Linked DNA regions of Homo sapiens: region 2 is linked to region 1. Evidence: chromatin loops called from intact Hi-C (ENCODE). Cell type or tissue: ascending aorta. All regions are shown on one strand. Links, peaks and the distances in the headings refer to the core of each region. The heading gives the core; the rest is flanking DNA. Region 1 overlaps GRK5 (G protein-coupled receptor kinase 5). Region 2 overlaps GRK5 (G protein-coupled receptor kinase 5).

Region 1 (8,321 bases), core at 161-8,160:
GCAACCTCTACCTCCCAAGTTCAAGTGATTCTGCTGCCTCAGCCTCCCAAGTAGCTGAGATTACAGGCACGTGCCACCACGCCCGGCTAATTTTTGTATCTTTGGTAGAAATGGGGTTTTGCCATGTTGACCAGGCTGGTCTCAGACTCCTGACCTCAAGTGATCTGCCCTCCTTGGCCTCCCTATGTGCTGGGATTACAGGCATGAGCCACCGGTTTCCACACCTTTGATCTGACTAGATCTTCCCACCTGCACAGAGAAGGGCAAGGCAGCATCTCTGTGCCCATTTAACAGATGACAAAACTGAGCCTCAGGGGAGCCATCCTGCCAAAGTCACCCAGCAGCATCAGTGGGGAGCTGAGGGCAGAAACTGGGTCTCCTCCCACCAGGCCCCAGAACCTGGCAGCCCCCAGTAGAGGGAGGGGAGAAACCGGGTCGCTGATGACCTGAAGAGAGGTCTGCATGGGATACTGCCCTGTGGAGGGGCGGTCGGAGGGCCCAGGCCTGCCGCCCCTCTCTGGATGTGCCCGGTGCCTCCCTTGGTCTAAGAACCAAGCCCACGCTGCTCCTCTGCTATCCTGACTGTCAGCCCCCACCGAGCCAGGGAGTCCACACGGCTCCAGCCTGGCGGGGTCTCGACACTGGCCCTTGCTGACATCTAGGCTGGAGGGATGGGGGTGGGGCCCTGGTGTCCATAGGCAGGGAAGGGAAGGGGACGTGTTCCTTCCTGTGGGGTAAGTTGTGGCCGCGACCCTGCCCAGGTGGGCTGTGGGAGGGACAAAGACCAAAGTGGAGCCTCAGCTCAGCGTCTCCCGCTCTGGGGGCTCAGTCCTGGGCTGTGAGCTGGGATTCATCTCCAGGCTCTGCCAGGTCAGACCAGATGTTTTCCCTTCTCGTTTCTCTAAAGTGAAAAACAACCAATCTCCAGAGACCAACAAGGCAGGCCGGGGAGCTGCTTCCCAAATCGTTTTATAATTTTTTCCCCTTAAGCAAATTGTTGCATAATGCCAGAAGAACCTCACATTTTTCCCATGAAGTAATCCCAGAACCAAGCCAAGATTCTCTGACCTCAGCGTTCCAGGAAGCCCATTCAGCCTTTGACTAGGCAGGTCGGTCAACGTCCAGCCGGGTCCAGGCATCCTATTGCATCTTTATGTTCCACTCCTGAAGAGTGGGCATTTTCCTGTGTCCTCCCACACCTGCACTCTCCCAAGGCTCTTGTGGTCACTCTGAGATGGCAGATTGGGGTCCCTGTTGTCCTTGGACAGATGAGAATGCCGAGAGCTCGTATGCCTTGCCCAAGGGCACACAGCAAGGCCGGGTGCCCATGCGGCTGTCCCAGGGACCCACTGACCCTGCTGTCCCCCTCAGGCCACATTAGGATCTCAGACCTGGGCTTGGCTGTGAAGATCCCCGAGGGAGACCTGATCCGCGGCCGGGTGGGCACTGTTGGCTACATGGGTGAGTGCTGGGCTGCCTGTGTCAATGCACCTTGAGACCCACCACCTGCTCACCGCCGGCCGAGCCCCCAGAGCCTGCCCGCAGAGCCTCTCGCCTCTTCATGCACTGCTGATCACACACAGAGTCACAGTCTCTGCAGGGCTGCTGGGGGGCGGCCTTAGCCAGGGGGAGGGGGAGCACAGGGGCCCCAGATGTGATGACTGCTCTGAGCTCTCTGCACTCCCAGGCCCCCAGCCCCACCTGTGTCCAAAGCCAAGCCACTCTTAGGGGTCGGGGCCTGGCATACAGCGCTGCTAGGGGAGGCCACATTGAAGCAGGGGTCTGGGAGGAGAGGCCTTTGAGAGGAAGGAGGTAATTCACAAGAGCCCGCAAATGAGAGGCGCGCACAGCTGCTGTGTCACCAAGCATGATTCCAGTAGAGAGCAGCCTTGGGCTCCTGCCACCTTTCCTCAGTCTGCTCTGAGACCAGCGTCCTGGGGGTTGCAGGGAAGAGACCCAGAGTTAAGTCCTGTGCCCTAGAATCCCCCGTCCAATTGGGGGCACGCCCTGGGCTTCCTCCTGTGCATTTCACACACCTACCCTCCTTCCCCTGAGAGGCGCGTGCCCGGGGAGCAGGCACGCTGCCGCCCTCTAGTCAGGCTGGTACTGACAGCAGCTGCACAGGAGGTGTGCCTTGTCTCTGGTGCTAGAGGGTCCTTTTCAGATTGCATGACATTTGGCAACCTGTGGAGTGTGTGTCTGTGTGTATGTGAGTGTGTGTGTGCCCACATGAATGCTGATCGATGATTGATAGGTAGGCGGGTGGGCGGGTGGATGGATGGTTGGATGGATGATGGATGATGGATGGGTGGATGATAGATCTGCCTACCTGTGTGTGCATTTGCCTGGGTCTCCTTTTGCAGAGTGTTCCATGCATCTGTCTGCCCCGGCTCTTGTGTGCAAACCAGCACATGTGTGGATGCATTTCCCTCCAGACATACGTGCTGATGCTGCAGAACTATCTTTTCTGTATTTCTATGGTAAATCTGTAATTCGGTTTATCAAAGTGGTACAGAAGACATAGCAAGAGATTGTTTGAATTACAGATAAATTTAAGATCATCTTTAATTTGGGTAGATACACCTTTATTCATTGAAACAAATATACTGATAGCACCTGTTCTGTGCCAGGTGTCATATTGTTACGGTAGTGAATAAAGTAGCTCATGTTCTAGGCGAGGGGACATCAAGAGTGCAGGACACCTCCATCCACGGTGGTCAGAGTTCTAAAGCTACAGTCAAAGTCCTTCGGGGGCACAGAGGAGAGTCATCAGGGCAAGCTCCCTGGAGGGGGTGGTATTCACAGCAGTTGGTGGGGTAAGAGTTGGTGGCGGCCATGAAACTCCAGGCCTTCTGTGAGCAGCGCCACCAGCTGTCTCCCTCCTCCTCACTCCTCTCTCCTCTCCTCTGCCCCCAGCTCCAGAGGTCCTGAACAACCAGAGGTACGGCCTGAGCCCCGACTACTGGGGCCTTGGCTGCCTCATCTATGAGATGATCGAGGGCCAGTCGCCGTTCCGCGGCCGCAAGGAGAAGGTGAAGCGGGAGGAGGTGGACCGCCGGGTCCTGGAGACGGAGGAGGTGTACTCCCACAAGTTCTCCGAGGAGGCCAAGTCCATCTGCAAGATGGTGAGCTCCTGGTGGCCAGATGCCACCCTCAAGCTGGTGGCTCCCCTCCCTGGGCCTGGCCCCAGTCTGTCCCCAGAACAGCAAACAGGCTGAAGGGACAGGGGTCTGAGCATGGGGGTGGGGGTTGCAGCCCACCAAGCTAGAGTTGAGGGCACTCCTTGCTGTGGACTGGGGTGGTCAGCGGAGACTTCCAGGAGAAAGCCTGGGTGGGGCAGGGACACCCAGGAACCAAGGGAAGAGGGGTGAGGGGAACAGTGTGGAACACCCTCACATCCAGCCTGTGGGGGGGTCCACACAGGGCGGAGAAGAGATGGTCTGAGCTGGTGCCCCAGACACAAAGCAACCTTGGGCCAAGCCCCGGCCCCTGCCCGTGGGCCTCCTGCTCCCTCCACCTCTGGATCCTAAGGTGTTGGTTTAAGACGAAGGGCTACAGGGGGTGGGGGCGACGATTTCAGTCTTTGAACATCTTATAACAAAGTTTTCCACCACTAGATGGACTGCTGGTCACGCCAGCCTGGCTCCTGCATGACAGGGTCTAGGGATAGTGAGGTCAGACCCACCCAAAAGCTGGGTGGGTGGGGCCAGATGGGGGGACTGGAAGCCAGATAAGGAGTGACAGGAGCCATTGGAAGTGGGGGATATGGGAGTGGAGTCCGCCCGTGCACCCCTGCCACTGGGCCGCCCCATGCCGGCCCTCAGGCCCTTCCCTGGGAACCAGGACTAGTGGCTGGCTTTGTGGGGAGATGGCCACTTCCTGCTGCTGCCTGGCTCTCAGCCCCCAAGTCCAGCCCATGCCCCCTTGGGGCCCTCCTCCTTATGGTCCCCAGCACAGCTGTGCTGGCACCCCCACTGCAAGCAGCTGCCCTCTAATGCCAGCCTCATAGGGACAGGAGGGGCCGGAGCACCCAGCTCCACAATTGCCAGCCCACAGACTTCCTCTCCTCTCCCTGGAGCCACAGATGTACCCCGTATCCCATGTACCCGGAGCCACAGATGGGCAAACCGAGCCTGGGAGGGGGGAGCCACACTTCCCACCCCTCTACATCTGCAGGCACTTTTGGGGCAGATTCAGCGTGTGCATTGACAACCCAGGCAACTCCCGGAGTTTAGGAAGCAGCAGTCCTGGGAGTTGATTAAAAGTCGCAATGCTTCTGCTCAGGAAGACCTGAGATCTGCGCCGCAAGCGGCCCCAGGAGGGTCTGGCTCGGCTCCTCACCCCAGAGGCCCCTCTCCTGCAGCCAGACACCTCTGCTTGGCCCCTTCCTGTCACCAACCTCATCCTCACATCACAGAGCTGTGGGAAGAAGTCCTGTGTGTACAGCAGACCCACACTCTAACCCCACAGCTGTTGGCCCGCCATGCAGCTGGGGCCTCAGAGAAAGCCACATGGTCATCGCAGCCAGGGCTAGGGTGGGGGGACCGGAGGAGCAGTGCAGCACTGGTCGGGTAAATGGAAATGTGGGTGTGAGCCATACTTGGCTGTCTCATTGGGAGATATCTGTCAGGTGCGACAAAACGAGACAAGGGAAAGAAGAAGGGGTCAGACAGCCGTGGGCAGAGCATCACCAAATGTCCCAGGTCAGGGCCAGGCAATCAGAGAAGCAGGTCTTGAGAGATCTCAGCAGGGATATGGGACGTACTAAGAGGATGACGAGGCGGAGAGGGCCCCAGTCCCACCCCCAGACCCCAGACACCCACCTTGGCCCCTGGCTTTGGAGCTGGGATCTCCTGCTGCAGCCTGGACCAGGGTGCTGCTGTCCCTCTGCTGCCCCCTGGTGGACACTGAGAGAAAGCCTGCTGCTCCCGGAGGACCTGTCCCGTGGGTACAAAACCACTGTCCTCTGGAAGCCTCTGGCCTTGCTGCGGCTTCCCTTACAAATGATCTTTGGTCTTGGGAGTCTAGTCTTAGGCCTCCTTCACGCCCTTGACTGCAGCATCTCCGGCATCTAGGCCTACCTTGTCCCCTCCAGCTGGTGGCAGCTCAGGACACTGCAGAGCCTGACTTGCCAGGAGACCTCGCAGGTCCTGGGTTCACAGGGCTATTTCTAGGCTCTGGTGGCTCCAGCCCTGCCTGCCTAAGAGGGTCCCTCCACAATCAGTGAGGAAGCCAGTCTCTGGCCCCCAGGTCTGTCCCCCATTCTACCTTAGCAGCCGCAGAACCCACTCCCCCTCCTCTGGAGCCCAGAAATTCACACATCTCACCACTTTGTCTCCTGAGCCCAGTCCATGGGCCCAGACCTCAGCCTCCATCTTCCCCAAACCCCTGCTCAGTCCCAGCACTGGGCCTTAGCCCCCCTCCAGCTCCCTCTTGCCTTTCAGCCGTCTTGGTCTCACTTGTCCTTCCAGCCCATCTGTACCCCTCCTCCAGGAAGCCCGCTCTGCCTGCCCCACCCATCCCAGCTCACACCTTCTCTTCCTCTCACTTCTCCTGGTGTCCACCTGATAGCATGATTGCAAACTCTTTACCTGACGATGTGGCTGCAAACTGTTGACTGGATGCCAGGGTTTCAAATGGCAGCATATAGGCGGGTGTTCAACCTGCACACGGTTTTTCAAAAGAAGTAAATGGTAGGTTCATTGCCAAGATTTAGAAATGAGGAGATTTCATGTAATAACCTGGATTTTCTGGCTTCTCTTGAAAAGCAGAAGCCCCAGGCCCTGGCTGCCGTCCCACCTGGCAGGAGCTGACACATAGCCCGGCCCGGCCCACCCAGCCCACCCCTCGCCTTTCTCATCCTCGTTTGTGCCACCTTCCTGGCCAGCTGCTGCAGCCCCTGCAGAAGGAGACTTGCCTCTGAGGGACTGCTTAGAACAGTGCAGCACCTGGGCCCAGCCCAACCCAGTGCCTTGAGCCTTTGTTGAACAGTGAAGCCCCCAGAGAGAGAAGCAGAGGCATGAGTGCCAGACCCTGAGCCGCCAGCCTGGTGGTCCGTGGGGGCGTTAAGGGGCAACACTGAGCGACTGAGTGCTCTGCTTTGTCCTTTCAAGGGTGGAACCTGGTGCTGGCCCTGATGCCACCTTCGATTCCTTTGTTTGGGGGGCAGCCCCCTCCAGACCCTGAGCCCCAAGAGGCCAGTCTGGCTGCTCACTCTCCCCGGCGTCCCCAGCCGGTGCAGTGCCTGCCCCACAAGGACCAGCAGGAAGTGTACATGGGATGAATATGAGCAAAGCGCACAGGGCATTGGGAAAAGACAAGGCTGGGCCCCTACCCCAAGCAGTCTGCTCCTCTGGATTTTAGCCTCAAAGCAGACACTTAGTAGACACCAACTGCGTACAGCTGCAGCGCTCAGTAAGGCAGAGGAGAAGAGAGAATCACGAGGCTGGGGCACTGGGAGTGCAGGTCAGGGGCCGGGGCCCTGTGGTCGTGTGGCTGGCCATGGCTAGTCAAGGCCCCCTGCGCAGGTCTAGCCCTCTGGCCTCATTCATAGCCTCATCCCGTCTCACCTGGGTGTCTGCTCCCAAAGACTCTTCCTCTCCTAGTAACCTTCCTGCCTCGTGGTTCTGATGAAGACACTCTCCTACCTCAACCATCCCTGGCTCCTTCTACCTCCAGATGAAAATCCCGCCACCTGACCTGGCCTTCAGGATCCTCTATCATCTCTCCCTGACCAGCCCCCTCCCCTTGACCCATCTCTGCACCCTCCTCCCGCTTTCTAAGTCAAACGTGTTTTGGGTGTTCCCCAGACTCACCCTGCACGTCCTGCCACTCTGCTTTGCTGGTGCAGTTCCCTCTACCTGTATACCCCTCCCCCTACCCACACCTTGAAAGCCTATTTGTCCTGCAAGACTCAACTTAAATACCTCTTCCCCGTGCAGCTCCCTGACCTCCAGCTGGCAGCCAGTCATGCCCCCTGCCCCCGGGGTGCCCGATCTGTATCACCTTGATGCGTCCTCTGAGCATGATTAGCCCCCCATGAGTCTGAGCACTCCTAGAGGCCAAGTGCCTCGGTGGTGCCTTCTCTGTCAGGAAGGGGCTTGCACCCAGGAGGTACAACTCTGCAAATTAGCTGAGTATGTGCACGAGACAGAGCTATTGATGCAGTCCTTGCCTTTTGTTGCTTACCCTACACAGAAGAGGTGACAGTGACTCGACACCCATTAATGAGTGCCCACCATAACCCAGGAACGAGGTCTGTAATCCTGAGAGAAACAAGATTCCTGCTCTCCTGTCCCATCAGGCATCTAGCCAGGCTGTGAGTGTGTGAGCACAGATGCACGCCAAGACTCAGAGGCAGCCCTGAAGCAAGACCTTTGCAGGGTGGGGCAGCGTGTCTTGGGTTCCTAGGCATGGTGCAGACACTGTGGAGGCAGGAGGTCCGGACAGGAGGAGAGGCCCAGGGGACGTGGCTTCATGGGGCTCTCTGTTTCAGCTGCTCACGAAAGATGCGAAGCAGAGGCTGGGCTGCCAGGAGGAGGGGGCTGCAGAGGTCAAGAGACACCCCTTCTTCAGGAACATGAACTTCAAGCGCTTAGAAGCCGGGATGTTGGACCCTCCCTTCGTTCCAGACGTGAGTAGCCTCCCCCAGCCCCCAGCAGCTCCCTTCACAGGGTACCCAGGGCTGCCCCCGAGTGCTGCCTCACAGTGAGCTGGTGCAGAGTGTGGGGCACATCGTGTCTTTGTGGGGACCAGGGTCCCCTCCCGGCCACTCCTCACCTAAGCTGCAGATGAACTTCACGCCAGGCAGTGCAGAAGAGGCGTGGGCCAGGGAGCCCACATTGGCTGTCCAGAGACTTGGGCACTTTCCCAGGTCTGGGGGTCCTGGACAGATTCCTTCTAAGCGTCAGTTTCCTCCCTGTCCAGTGAAACCAGTAACACTCATGCCTCCCACCTGCCTGGGAGATTTGAGGGTGAAATGAGAACTGAATGGGGAATGCTTTCAAGAGCATTGACGGCCACTACATTCAGTTCATCTTGACCAGCATGCATGCATCGAGCACTACTGTTGACGCCAGGTTCTGGGCCAGGCAGAAACATAAGAGGCCCCTCCCCCAGCAGCTCACATTGCAGGGAGTTGCATCTTCCCAGGAGGTCCCCAGGTCCCCCAGTCGGTGTGTGAGGCAAGATTCCAGCTGAGGTAGAATTGTCCTTGAAAGTCCCCTACATGGTCTATAAATCATGAGCTCTCAGCTGGATCAGAGGCCCAAGAGATGCAGACCAGGCAGAGGCTGGGTGATCTGTGCGGGATACGTGCTGTG
Region 2 (8,321 bases), core at 289-8,288, 73 kb before region 1:
TTCAGGACACGAAGCCTAGCCCTTCTTGAGTCTGGGGCCAAGCTGAGCAAAGATGGAAGGAGGCTTGGCAAGAGTTGATGTCATTTGACATTTAATCACCAAAGACCCAGATTGGGTCCCAGCGAGTTAAACCCACTGCGCCCTGTTCTTGGGCAGACAGGGTTGGGGTGTGGTCACATGGTTGGCTGGGAGAATCGGAGCTGTATCTAAGACTCTAAGAGCACAGAATAATTGCTTTCAAACATTTGTCCTCTACATCCCAAGAATGACAGCCAAAGGGCAGTATAACAGAAAGACAGGCTTGGTCTCAAAATGGGAATGGCCTCACAGCATGGTGTTGATAAAGAGTATTGGATGCTCTGCAGGTGAAGTGCTTCCTGTCCCTGTGAGTGCACACGCCAGGGCTGGCTGAGCCCTTGATGGGGATCATGTTGGGAGGATTAAGGGTGGCTGGGGGTCTTGGGACCCTGAGACATCAGGACTTTCAGGAGACCATCAGTTGCCTCCACCTTCCGAGGCATTCATTTCTCCAGCTGCTTTTGGCCAGCACAGCCGTGATCCTCGCTAGACCCCGGCCAGTGGCCCAGGAAGAAGCCAGGCGCCTCGGCAGGGCCAGGGCAGGAAGAGCCAGGTCTGCCTGGAAGCTGCTATTTGCCTTGGTCCCTGGCTTGCCCAGCCGTTTCCTGGCCCGGCCCTCCGTGGCTTTTGCTTGATTAGCTCATAGCTCCAGGGGAAGCCAGACCCCGGGCCCTGGAAGGCAAGATGGGCCCCCAGTCCTCCCTGGCAGGCCAGGGCAGCGTGCAGGAAGGATGGGCTGGGCATTGCCATGTGAAGTCAACCTGAAATGCACTTGGGAGAGACTGAGGCACTGAGCGGAAGTAAAGACTCCCAGATTTCCTGAAATGAAAGCCAGGGCTCCTTGGCGCCCCTCAGAGCCCCAGGCCTCTGCGAAATGCTGCCTTTAAACTCATGCTTGTGTTGCTCCAGCCGTATTGCCACGTCGCAGGTGCGGGGTGGTGCTGGGGGCGGGGGATGGCAGCTGGGTGGGTTTAAAGATCCCCAGCAGTGGTGAACCCTCCTTGGGGCTCTGACGCTGGAGAAAGGCCCCATGCCCTGTGATGTCTCCATTCCCACCAGGCTCACAGCCCCACTGTGAAGCTACCGAAATGGGAGGCATTTAAGCCCCCCTTGTTCATCAGCCCTATTTTGTAAAAGGGGAAACCAAGGTCCAGAGAGAAGAATGATGGGTCAGAGGTCATGCAGGGTCAGACGTGGAGCTGGACACAAAGCCCAATCTCCTAGCCCCAGTCCCATGCACCGATGTGCTTTCTCGAAAGGGGCATGCCAGGCAGGGCCCCTGGGCTCAGACCGCCTCACTTCTGGGGGCTCTGGGCTTACTGTGCTGCAGCTCTGAGCAGCAGGCAGCCTGGCCCAGCCTTGCCTCCGCCCAGGGACCTGAGCCCAGGGAGCCATGCTGACCCTTTCGTTGCCTTGGACAGAAGCCACCTTAGGCACAGCCCTCATCATCTACTTGGTTCAGGGAGGCCTTCACTTCTGGCAGAGCATCAGGAGAACGTGGGCTGGAGATATATACTCCCCAGTTTGGAAGCGTGTGGCCTCCCTGTCACAGTGATCTGTTTGTTGGTTTGTTCAATCATTCATTCATTTTAGATAAACACCTGTGCTCCTGCCTGGGCCGGGCACTGATCCAGGTGGTGGGGATAAAATGGTGAACTGGACCTTACAGTTAATGCAGTGTTGGAATCACCTAGGGAGCTTTTTAAGAAAATACTGACGCCCTGGAGATTTGATGCAGTCGGTCTGGGTGTGGCCTAGGAGTTTCACTTTCTAAAACTGCATGTATCTGGATGAAATTTCTTTACAAGGAGAAAAAAGGTTGTAGAAAGAATGTCCTTCTAAGTGGATGGTGTCCCAGGTGCTTTTAGGCGGAGCACAGGTGAGGAAAGGCCCTGGGTGTTCAAGACACAAACAGTGGTCATCACTGACCAAGGCTGTCCCAGGTGCCCCGTCCCGGCTCACTGGAAGGTCCCGCCACAGGCCACGCAGGGTAAAACAAACCCGAAGTTCTTCTGAGCAGCTGCGCATTCCCCAGGCCCCGCACGGAAAGGAGAGCTGTCTGGCAGTCACAGTTCTTTGCTTTCCAGGCTCTTCCTGATCTCAGTGATTTTGCAGCTGTGCTTTTAGGAGAGCTGTTTTCCCCTCATTTGTAAAAACTCAAAAATATGGAAAAATAGAAACAACCACAGGTCACGCATGGGTGTGTTTCCTTTTTGCCCCGGCTCTTAAAGCACCAGCACTGCTGATGCGCCAGGTGCCTTTTCTGCGGACGCCTCTTTGGTGTCCCCAGGCTAGCACAAAAGTGGAGGTTGCAGTCAGCCTGCCGGGCTTCCGGGCAGAGGAGAGGGCTCAGAGCACAGTGCTTTGGACCTTCTTTCCGATATGCCAGGCCCCTTCCAGCGACTGCCTGTCCAGCATCAGGATCTACCTGCCAAGTGGTCCTGCCGTTCCCTCAGTCCACCCCCACCCCTGACCCTCCGTTTACCCAGCCAGTTCTTTGCCCATTCCCACTGCAAGGAGATATCTAAATTGTTTGCCTTTTTTGTCCTTGGTGATAGAGGTCACTGCCGGACTCTGGCAGCTCCATTACTGCTCATGGTGATGGTATAGTCCATGTCCTGTCCATCTCAGCCCCCAGCCCTTCCCCAGACTCCTGGATACCTCCCTGACTGCATCTGATGGGTTCAAGCCAGAGACCTGGACCCTCATCAGAGAGGCAGGGGCCCGCACAAGCACCCTTCCACCCACCCTTTTCTTCCTTCCACAGACCCACAGCCTAGAGCCTTCTTTCCTCCCCACTGTCCCCGCCACACTTCCCCTGCCTGGCAGCCCAGGCCCAGACACCCTGCGATTCAGTGGTTTCACATGTGGCTTCTCCAAGTGCCACCAAACTTTGTGAGACTTGGGCTTAATAATTTCGATCCCACAGAAACATGTGACAAGCACAAGACATTCCGTAAAACTAGAGCCCAGAACGAGAGGGACGAATGGCACAGGAAGATGGCAGGGCTTGGTTTGGGTGTGTTTGTGTGACACACCATATGTCATTTTTTATTCACACAAAAACATCTTTCTTGAAGTAATAGAAGGCCACTCAGCTGTTGCTAACCACATACCAAATGTTTCCTTTTTCCTCTCCTGCGCCTTCCAAGGGGCGGGCTGGGAAGCTCTGCTGTTATCCGTGATGCCATCTCGCCTTTCAAACGTCAGAGAGCTTTTTCCTCGGAGCAAACGCCCGATTGTTTTTTCCAGCTTTGGCAGGAATTTTTAAGAGAAAGCTGTTTTCGAATCACTTCTCTGTTTATTGTTTCAAACCTGAAATACGGCAGAGTAGAGGGCTGGCAGCCTCTGTCTGATCCTCTCTCCCCATGTCCATTTCCTAAATTGCATTAGGATCTATCAGGGACCCCCTTCTCTGCCACAGCCCCCCGTAACCTGGTATTTTGGGAAAATGAAGTTAAATAAAATAAAATAAACCTTCAGTTGGTGGAGAGATGGTTCCAGGCATCCCTTTGGACACCCCCCTCCTTCCACCCCCCCGCCCCACTCCAGCCTCACAACCTTTACAATCAACATGTGGTTTCATTTCCAAGAGCCCCAGTGTTAGCATTTCCATTTCCTCAGGAAGCCGCGTTCCGTCCTTGCTCTTACTTCTGAAATTGAACGTGTGTTTTCCTTGGCCCGAGCTCTAGGAGTGCCTGGGGCAACAATGCACACAGTCCCAAGCAGGTTTCAGTGGGGTGGACAGCCCTCCCCGCACCCGGGCTGCAGCTTCTCCCCGCTCCCCGTCCCCAGGGATGGCCGCCCACTCTCCCCTAGCCCGGTGGGAGGGCCTGGCTGTGCTCGGGCCCCGTGGCCATCCGAGGGAAGCTGGGCCGCCCTCACTGCCTGTGTCCTCGCCACCTCCTATTGGGAAACTCTGGTTGCCCTCCAAGAGTCCACATACTGCAGGCTCTTAATTAAGAAAGTATGTTCCCATTTCATGTCACTCGAAAAGAATGAAAACAGTGACAGCATTTATTTATCTTAACTATCAATATCATTCCTGTTTCTCAGTCCGCTGGGGGTATGAGTCTTGAAGGAATTGACTGGGTTATGAGATTTGAACCTCGGGCATGTGCTGGTGGGACACATGTGGCCTGCTTCCGAGAAGGAGCCTTGAAGGAAGAGCAAGCAGGCTGGCATGGCCCTGCCCTGCCCTGCCCTCCCGGAGCTCAGGGCCGAAGGGCTCGGTGACAGTGGGGAACTCCTGCCTGCTTTGGTGCTAATGGAGAGTCAAGGTTCCTTTTTCACCAGCTACCTCCTATCTCCTTTCTCAGTCATCGGAGAAGTAAAACCCATCATTTCCTGAGTCTGATAGAGGAGATAGGATCTGTCCAGTGGCTGCTGTTTCTGTGGCACCTACTGTGTGCTGAGGCTGGGCCAGGTGCTCACATGCGTTGTTGCCAATCCCCGGCAGCAACCAGCTAACTCTGATGGCCTCAGGTAAAGGGACTTGCCCAAGACCACACAGCCATCCAGAGTTGCTCCACTGTGGAGACACTATTGCCATTTGGAGCAGAATAATTATGTGTGGCAGGGAGCTGTCCTGTGCATTGTGGGGTATTTAGCACATCCCTGGCCTCCACCCACTAATCAGTAGTAACCTCACAGTTGTGATAACACAAAATGTCTACAGACATTGCCAAAATTTCCCGCTGCTGAAAACCTCTGAGCTAGGGGATGGAGGTAGGATTCAGACCCAAGCCTGTGCTTGTTCGCCACCCTGTGCTAGCTCTGAAGAAGTCCTCACCCAAGCAAGGCAACCCTGCTTGCCTTTAGGATCCAGGCAGCGTGGTAGTGCTTTGGTGTTTCTGAACTATGTACTAATCAGCTATAGATATAGGCATTCTAGAATATTCATGAGGATCCAACTTCGTGGTGGAGGCTGAGGACAGAAGTTCTTTAATAGTACTGCCCCATCTTGCTGTGGTGTCCTGACAGTGTAGCACTTTACTGCAAAGCCTTTGCATATAGGTTTTCATTTTGAGTCTTCCAGATACTCATTATATCTGAAGGCTTATTACTCAGCACCAATAAATTGCAAGGGACTGAAACCCAACTCAAACTAACTTAAGGGTTAGAGGAAGTCTGTTGGTTTATGTGACTGAAAAGTCCAGGGGTAAATCTCATAGCTTCAGGTATGGCTGGATCCAGGTCTCAAACATCATCAGGACACTATTTATTATTCTACTTTCTACAGTTTTGATTTCATTCTCTGACAGGTTCTTTCTATATGGCCACAAGATAGCCACCAGCAACTCCAGGCTTACATGGTCCTAAGAGTTAAAGGCTTCAAATAAAGAAAAAGTAACTTTCCTTAGAGTGCCAAAAAATGTTCAAGTAAAGACTCAGATTGGTAAGGCCTGGGCCCTGTGCTCATCTCCGAGCTTGGTGTTGGCCTCACCCAAAGAATTATTATAGGGGAAGGGATGACTCTCCAAAGAAAGGAATACAAGACCTTGTGTTTCTAGAGCAGTTCAAAGTGTGGTTCGTGGACTGATTTTACTGGTCTGTGATAAGTACAGAGATGCTTAGAAACACTCATAGCAATTCGTTGTGGCTGTAGCATCCAGGTGTGTGATCAGTGGACTCATCTTGTGGAACAGGTGATAAAGCAGTTGGCTGTTGTCAGACTCACGTGGAAAGTTGGGAACAATGGAGATTTACAAAAGTATCAGTCCGTGATGGATTGGAAATTTAAAAAACTGGTTCTTTTCCATAGATAGCTGGAAAAGCACTGCTTTAAACTGGAGAGTATGTTAAAACACAGATTTCTGGGCCCTACCAGTGGAATTCTGATTCAGTCAGTAGGTGATATGGTTTGGCTATGTCCCCACCTAAATCTCATGTTGAATTGTAGCTCCCATAATTCCCACATGTGTGGGAGGGACCTGTTGGGAGGTAATTGAATCATGGGGATGGGTCTTTCCCATGCTGTTCTCATGATAGTGAATAAGTCTCACAAGATCTAATGGTTTTATAAAGGGGAGTTCCCTTGCAAACGCTCTGTCTTGCCTGCCACCATGTAAGACGTCCCTTGCTCTTCTGTCATGATTGTGAGGCCTCCCCAGTCACGTGGAACTGTGAGTCAAGTGAACCTCTTTCCTTTATAAATTACCCAGTCAGGTATGTCTTTATTAGCAGCATGAGAACAGACTAATATAGTAGGTCTGAAGTGGGGTGGGGGGAATGAGAATCTGCATTTTCAGTAGGCTCCCAGGTGGAATATTTTGAGAGTTACTGAAATGTGACACAGACAGGAAGTTCGCACATGCTGTTGGGGAAATGAAAATGGTGCGGATAGACTTGCTCGACACGGGGTTGCCACAAACCTTCAATTCATATAAAAAATGCAATATCTGCAAAAGACAATAAAGTGAAGTGCAATAATACGAGTGTGCCTGCGTAGTCTGCGGAGGCTTTCACTACAACAGCGAGCTGAATCGTTGTGAAAGAGACCATATGGCCCTCAAACTACTACCATATGGCTAGTAGTAAATATCTCCCACTAGCCCTTTACAGAAAAGTTTGCCTACCCTTGCCTTAGAACCAGGGGGTGAGATGCGAGATCAGGAATCCCTATTGAGGTTGGATGGAAACAGTTTTTGGAATCCTGGTTGAAACTGACCTCCAAGGTTGATCTTGGAATCTGGTCTAAGTCCCTGTAATCATCTGCATTTGTGAAGCTGGCATGCCAAGAAGGTTTGCAGGTTGAGAAGGGGCTTAGAGGTTATTATTCGAACCCCCTTATTTTATGGATGAGGAAACTGAGACCAAGAAAGGGGAAGTGACTTGTCCAAGGTTACACAGAGAATTGATGGCAGAGCTGAGACCGACCCCTGCCCAGTGCTCATCCACTGTGGTGTCCTTGGCAACAGGCCTGGGGTGTGGTATCTTTAGTGGCTTACAATGAGAATAGGCTAAGAGGCAAGCGAGGTCTCTCCCAAGCACCCAAACCTCACCAGGTGAAGGTGGTGAGGACAGGGGCCCCTTGGCTTGCTGTGCCCTCTGTTGGTTGACGTACCCTCTGTTGGCTGACAACTTGGCAAGTGTGAGCCCTGTCCTGGGAAGGGCAGAGTTGGAAGTGAGTTGGCTGTGCCCAGGCCCCCAAGACGTGTGTTGCTTATTGTATGTGCATGTGTCTTAGCATGTGGATTTTCAGCCAGTTACATTCATTACCAAGGAAGTGTACTTGCTGGTACAGTTTGGATATTTGTCCCTGCCTAAGTCTCATGTTGAGATGTAATCCCTAATGTTGAGGTGGAGCCTGGTGGGAGGTGTTTGGGTCATGAGGGCATTGTTGGTGATAGTGAGTTCTTGTGAGATCTGGTTGTTGCAGTGTGGCACCTCCCCTTCAACTCTCCTCTGGCCATGTGACATGCCTGCTCCTGCTTCACCTTCTACCACGATTGTAAGCTTCCTGAGGCCTCCCCTGAAGCAGATGCCAGTGCTATGCTTCCTGTACAGCCTGTAGAACCATGAGCCAATTAAACGTGTTTTCTAATAAATTAACCAGGCTCAGGTATTTATAGCAATGCAAGAATGGCCTAATACACTTGCTGGCCACTCACTTAACACTACTTGCTGGTTCTCGCCCCTTCACGCCTCACCTCCCATCCCTGAGTGACCTACCACTTTCTGTCTGTTTTCTTTAGGACAGTCTTGAAGATCCACTCAGTGACATCCTATGGTGGTCTCAGACCTAGCCCAGAATTCTTGTCCTAATTCACCTTCTCCCACACTTCAGCACACCCTGCAGGTCCTCCTGGCATCTCACCTGGAGGTTTCACCTCCCCACTGTAGCTTCTCCTTGCCCCTCCTCCCAGCCTCAAGCCCCATTCTCTCTGGCTTTGACCTTTTTCCCTCTTCTTCACCTGGACTCAGCTTCTCCCCCTGCCTGCATTGTCTGCTCATTCCCATATTCTAGTGTGCTCTCCATGGCCACCACCCCTGAAACTGACCCAGCATCATGAGAGGATGTCTTGCCCCCTCTGCCACGACACCTTCCAGGACACTTCCCAATTGACTTATGCAGTTTTGTTACATAGACATTGTTATGTGGCTTCTCTTTCCAGTGTTATCCATGAATGTGCCTCCCTCTCACACTGGCCAGTGAGCAAACTGCTAAGGACAAGGACTAAGCAAGTGTCTGGTACCTTGCTAAAGGGACTGCCTGCTGGGTAGACATGGTTCTGTCTGAG

Evidence for each region. Hi-C counts contacts between places; a loop is a spot of excess contacts. Peaks named below come from ENCODE experiments on the same cell type or tissue, not always from the same donor. Only the 100,000 strongest peaks of a DNase experiment are listed, where the experiment ranks them.
Region 2: a loop joins it to region 1, with 2.1 times the contacts of the local background. A loop is called at or near these places in 2 of 110 quality-filtered maps.

Annotation. Positions count from the first base shown.
Region 1 is chr10:119,440,628-119,448,948 of GRCh38, forward strand. GRK5 (G protein-coupled receptor kinase 5) reads left to right here. Exons shown (of 16, transcript NM_005308.3): 11 at 1,372-1,461; 12 at 2,917-3,125; 13 at 7,496-7,633. Among named protein-coding and RNA genes, the nearest start is that of MIR4681, 67 kb to the left of the region's middle. RefSeq lists an enhancer at 3,452-4,242. In ascending aorta, for the core only: a CTCF peak has its summit at 4,921 (motif pointing left); DNase peaks (open chromatin) are centred at 794, 1,044, 4,894, 6,064 and 1 weaker place; H3K27ac peaks cover 5,740 bases.
Region 2 is chr10:119,367,358-119,375,678 of GRCh38, forward strand. All of the region lies in intron 2 of GRK5 (G protein-coupled receptor kinase 5), which reads left to right. Among named protein-coding and RNA genes, the nearest start is that of MIR4681, 6.5 kb to the right of the region's middle. RefSeq lists an enhancer at 1,770-2,089. In ascending aorta, for the core only: no CTCF peak of the experiment used is centred there; DNase peaks (open chromatin) are centred at 3,244 and 3,874; H3K4me3 peaks cover 1,817 bases; H3K27ac peaks cover 4,455 bases.